Regions from separate parts of the Homo sapiens genome. Here region 2 is linked to region 1. A link is a contact called in ENCODE Hi-C data. All regions are on one chromosome and are shown on one strand. Each heading gives the region's core, a stretch centred on a gene start or an enhancer-like site at or near the end of the contact. The rest is flanking DNA. Distances are from core to core; before and after follow the strand shown. Region 1 holds the start of MKRN2 (makorin ring finger protein 2). Region 2 overlaps TMEM43 (transmembrane protein 43).

Region 1 (2,700 bases), core at 122-2,621:
ACAGAGGTTTTTCTAGGAGGCTACAAGCTGCTTTACAGTGCACAATGACCTAGGAATACTTCCTCCAGCAGGAGAAACTTTATACAAATAAAAATACGTAAACACACACAAACCCGTCTTCACAAAACACCTTCTAGTACAAATAACCTAGTAAAAGTCTTTTTATAGACACTAGGTGCAAATTTCTGACAACAGCTTAACATAAGCCACCTGGGCCTTGGATAAATTGAACAGTAAATGTACACTAATGCTAACAGAAAACTTACTACACAGTCACGTCTCAACTATTCATACCAATGAAGAGAAGTAACAACATAGAAAATAAACTGTTTATTACACAAACTCTATAACTGTTTTTAAGCAATGTTTCCCATAAAAATTATTAAATGAAATTTGCATTTTCCAAGCATACAATTCAATTTGCGTTTTCCAAACATACAATTCAATAGGACTAGACTCCATTACCAGTAAGCCACAAGCTGACCAAGCAATGAGGGTGTTACACAACCACACTATTCTATTTCATAGGAGCAGTCGTAGTGTAGCTATCTGGCTATTTTCTACAATAAACCATCCATTACCGTCGCATTTCTCCTCGTAAATGGCTCTCTCAGTAAGATAAATGAGTGTCAACGTCTTTCGGTCTCAGTTTCCTGCACTGTAAAATGGTAATAATAACTACTAAGTTGTCTTACTGTGAAGTCTGATGATAATGAATATAAAGGACTTGGAAATATGCAGGGCGCTTCGCCGATATTCACAATATGCTACCTGTCGTTATTTTCCACACAACAACTTTTACTTGTTAACTCTCTGCAAGTTTAGATTGCATCTGGATTCTCCAAACTTTGAGGCCCTCATAATCGATTAACAAATTACTCCTATGTGGTATCCCCATTTGTAACCGTCCTCTCGGCGTCCCTTTACTCAACTTCAAATCTTTTCCAGTTAAAGCGTAAGCCCCAGAGCCTTCCCGACAGCGCCCCGGCATCCTGCACGGCCCTGGCTAGGACGTCCTTCCTCCCAGCCCACAGGGGCCACGCTTCAAACTCGGGGCGTAGCCCCCCGCGCTGGCCTCGCCCAGCGTCTCGGCCACGCATCCCCCGGATCCCCGGCTGTGGCGGCAGCGCTCGCTCTGCCTCGCAAAGCCCCGCCGCGAACAGCCGAGTAACTTTCCGAGTCCCGCTCTAGCCTCAGGTTCCCGGACCACAGCACTGGCGCGCACCGGCCCCCCTGCGGCCTGGGGGAGCGGCCCGAAGCTCCTGGCTCCAGCGCACTGACCTGCAAGTGATCTGCTTGGTGCTCATGGTGGCTGGGCTGAGGGACCGTCGTCGTGCCGCCGCCTCTCGCAGCCGCTGCCGCCTCGGCCTTGGCCCTGGCCCGGCCCATCCCGCGTAGCCGCGTCACGCCGGCGCACGCCGGCGCACGCCGCCCCTCCGGTGTGGCACCTTTGTAGCGCCGGCGGGTAACCTAGCCGTCGTCACAATTGGTTCCGCACCGGGGATCGGGCCGGCTGTCCCGGCATCCCTGCTCTCGGTGTCCCGCACTTCCAAGCCTCCGGGGCGGAGCCTGGCTGGCATCTTAGTCCTGCCAGTCTTATCCCGATGCCTACTGTTAGTGCCTGCGATTCTGCCCCGATCGCCAAGAGTATTCCTTAGGGATCTCCCGCCTCCTTCGAGGCACTTCACCACTCCTGGGGAAACTCCAGCCTCTCCTCTTAATCCCGGATGCCCCTATCCATTCATACTCGCACTCACTGGGCACCCTTCTCAGGCCCTGCCTCAACTGTTCCCGCCGGACCTCGCCTCCCACTTAAGGAAATTCCTTAGCTCTCTCCCAACTGCTCTTTCCCCAAATCTCTACTTCCACAAGTTTTAGTCTTCATTTTCTTTCCTGCCAGTCTTGTGCTGCTCGTCTTCCATTTCCTATGGTGGAAACCCCAAAAGTTATTTTTGACACTTCCCTCTAGCTCTCTATACCCTGCAGATTCTGCTCCCACACCTCTGTCCAATGCGTCCTCTTCTGCCCCCTTTCCACCGTCCCTTCTACCTAGCACCATGCGATACCTTTTTTTTTAATTATTATTATTTTATTTTTTATTTTTTTGAGACGGAGTTTCTCTCTTGTTGCCCAGGCTGGAGTGCAGTGGGGCGATCTCGGCTCACTGCAACCTCCGCCTCCCGGGTTCAAGCGATTCTCCTGCCTCTCAGCCTTCCACGTAGCTGGAATTACAGGCGTGCACGCCTGGCCAGCCATGCGATAGCCTTTTAACTGGTCTTCTGGCTTCCGTTCCTGGTAAAAATCTATTTTTAAAACATAAATCGGATCATGTCATTCACCTTTTAATCTTACAATGGTTTCTCATTGCTTAAAAACTCGAGATACATAACATGCACAATATAAGTGCACCAAACACATTCTATGAATTTTTGCACATGCATACACTCATGAAACTACCACCCAGATCAAAATAAAGAATTTTTTGTTTTGTTTTGAGGCAGGGTCTTGCTCTGTCGCCCAGGCTGGAGTGCAGTGGCGCCATCATAGTTCAAGCAGTCCTCTGCCTTAACCTCCCCAGCAGCTGGGAATACAGGTGCGCGACACCATGCTCGACTAAACTTCAAAATGCTGGAGTAAGGAGAGGTTGAGCCGGAAGGATCCTTTGAGCATAGTTCACTGCAGTCGAGGCTGCAGGGGGTG
Region 2 (2,700 bases), core at 1-2,500, 1.6 Mb before region 1:
CACACCTGCCCTGGGCATGCCCAGCCCCTGGTGGTGGGGGCTTCTCTGCTGAGAAGGCAAACTGAGGCAGCATGCACGGAGGCGGGGTCAGGGGAGACGAGGCCAAGCTGAGGAGGTGCTGCAGGTCCCGTCTGGCTCCAGCCCTTGTCAGATTCACCCAGGGTGAAGCCTTCAAAGCTTTTTGCTACCAAAGCCCACTCACCCTTTGAGCTACAGAACACTTTGCTAGGAGATACTCTTCTGCCTCCTAGACCTGTTCTTTCCATCTTTAGAAACATCAGTTTTTGTATGGAAGCCACCGGGAGATTTCTGGATGGTGGTGCATCCGTGAATGCGCTGATCGTTTCTTCCAGTTAGAGTCTTCATCTGTCCGACAAGTTCACTCGCCTCGGTTGCGGACCTAGGACCATTTCTCTGCAGGCCACTTACCTTCCCCTGAGTCAGGCTTACTAATGCTGCCCTCACTGCCTCTTTGCAGTAGGGGAGAGAGCAGAGAAGTACAGGTCATCTGCTGGGATCTAGTTTTCCAAGTAACATTTTGTGGTGACAGAAGCCTAAAAAAAGCTAAAATCAGGAAAGAAAAGGAAAAATACGAATTGAAAATTAAGGAAATGTTAGTAAAATAGATGAGTGTTAAACTAGATTGTATTCATTACTAGATAAAATGTATAAAGCTCTCTGTACTAAGGAGAAATGACTTTTATAACATTTTGAGAAAATAATAAAGCATTTATCTAAAGATTTGGCTCTATATTTTCTTTCAGATTTTTTTTTTTTTAAGGGGTCTTACTGTCTTGCGCAGGCTGGACTCCTGGGCTTGAGTGGTCTTCCTGAGGGCTTTGCCTCAGCTGGCCCTCACAACCACCGTGTGTGGTGGAAAGGCATTGTTCGGGAAACAGTCCCAGCTCCTCAGGACTGCAGGCACCCACACACCACTGCCGTGCCCAGCTTCTTTCAGATTTAAGTCGGTAATAACACCCAGGTGACAGAGCAATGTATTCATATGTTGAGACAGCATGAAAGAGTCCATTTTGTTTTCATGGAGGCTGGAAATTCATTACATATGGAATTCTTCTGTATTTAGTGAAGAGATGTTAATCTTTGAGAGGAGCCATTAAAAATCGGAGTCACTTTTATCCAAGGGAAACAAACAAAACACTTGAGTTATGACTCATATGTGGCAAGAGGCTGGCTGGAACCTCTTGTTGAGAAACAGACTGGGGTTGCTATGGAAACTGGTCTCACACTTCCTCACCAGAGCTCGGCCCTCCTATAGAGGCAACTTGTTTTCTGTTATTTTTTTTTTTAAATTATTTTTTGAGACAGGGAGGGTTCCACTCTTGCCCAGGCTGGGGTGCAGTGGTGTGATCCCAGCTAGTGGTGTGATCCCAGCTGACTGCAGCCTCAAGCAATCCTCTCAGCCTCCTGAGTAGCTGGGACCATGGGTATGCACCACCACGCTTGTCTTTCTGGGGTTTTGAGATGATGGCATTGCCATGTCTCTGCAGAAATAACTTCTTCAGGCATATGTCAGCTACAAGGAGGCATTATTTAAATGAAACAGTAGGTTCTGAGAAACAGAAGAGTAGGTTTGGGAAAGTTCTCACTCACGTGCTTGTAAAAAATAAAGCAAACTGCTAGCATCAGAGTGGGCAGTTAGCAGCCGCCTTTCAGAACAGGAAGCAAAATGAATGAAAAATTAATGCCTCATGTGTCAGGCATTCTATGGGCTTTGTCTCATTTGGCCCTCACAACAACTTTGTGAGGTGGACAAGTGTTATTCCCATTGTACTGATGAGGGAACAGACTCAAATCGTTGATTTACCCAACATCACAGCCAGTATGTAGCAATCTTTGGCTCAGAACTCAGGTCTCCCGTGTCAACTCAGGATGCCTCTGGCAGTGGAGCACACTGCTGCCCCTTCCACTTTTTCTAGCACATTCTGAAGATGCATGAAGCCTGAGTCATTCACTTTAAATCAAGCCAAAACAAAGTGGGCTTCAGTGTGGACTTCTGAGTGCTAGATACTGAGTTGCCCTTAAAAAAAAATTAACTTATTTTAAGCACTGAAAGCTCAGATTTCCACAAAATTCAGTTCTCAATAAATCCTATGGCTGAATTCTTTACAGACATTTTGGAAAGAATGCCAAAAAAAAAAAATCTGAAACTAAAAATAGGATGTTTGTTAAAGTCCCACACCAGAAGATAATTTAGAAATTTATTACAAAACTTTTAATAAAAAATACAATGATATTACAAATTTGGTTTTCCAAAGCTTTCAAATTTTTCTTAACATTATCTTTCGTTTTAAGAACACTTTTGAAGTCGGCAGTTATTTAAAATCCTTACTAGAAAAAAACCAAAGCCCAAGGATTTTGCATTTAGTCATCATCTAGGTATACAGCGTGTTTTCCGAAAGCATCCTTTAAGAGTTTGGAGATTTGATGAAATTGCTCATGTAATAAGCAGTTAGTGAATACTATTGAATCCTAAACCCAGATAAGTCATCTTGGGCTGGCTGTGTTTTTCATGTGAAGAAACTCATTTATAGCACAGGCACCCCAGGCCAATAGAGATGATTACAGATCTCTGGTTTCAGAAGTTCTGACCCCTTATTCAGCTACCAAATACTTAATTGCTAAAGGAATTACTCCCAGCAGGCACAAAACGGTTTCTGAATATGACAGAAAAGGTACACA

The links. Hi-C counts contacts between places; a loop is a spot of excess contacts on that map. Pooled maps may share reads with other maps.
Region 2: a pooled map shows a loop between it and region 1 (6-fold over the local background). The contact joins the enhancer-like site here to the promoter of MKRN2 in region 1. A Hi-C loop is called at or near these places in 2 of 50 pooled maps.

Annotation. Positions count from the first base shown.
Region 1 is chr3:12,555,758-12,558,457 of GRCh38, reverse strand. MKRN2 (makorin ring finger protein 2) reads right to left here and starts at 1,371. Exons shown (of 8, transcript NM_014160.5): 1 at 1,282-1,371. The coding sequence starts at 1,307. It also overlaps a transcript of MKRN2OS not described here. RefSeq lists enhancers at 652-711, 621-1,144, 1,532-1,591, 1,642-1,751 and a silencer at 1,272-1,361.
Region 2 is chr3:14,143,186-14,145,885 of GRCh38, reverse strand. TMEM43 (transmembrane protein 43) reads right to left here. Exons shown (of 12, transcript NM_024334.3): 12 at 2,206-2,700. XPC (XPC complex subunit, DNA damage recognition and repair factor) reads left to right here. Exons shown (of 16, transcript NM_004628.5): 16 at 1-739. Among named protein-coding and RNA genes, the nearest start is that of XPC-AS1, 5.0 kb to the left of the region's middle. RefSeq lists enhancers at 997-1,106, 1,452-2,139 and a silencer at 1,763-2,057. Within about 2 kb of position 1,250, at least 34 of the 41 ENCODE cell types and tissues checked have a DNase peak (open chromatin) inside an H3K27ac peak, as active enhancers do.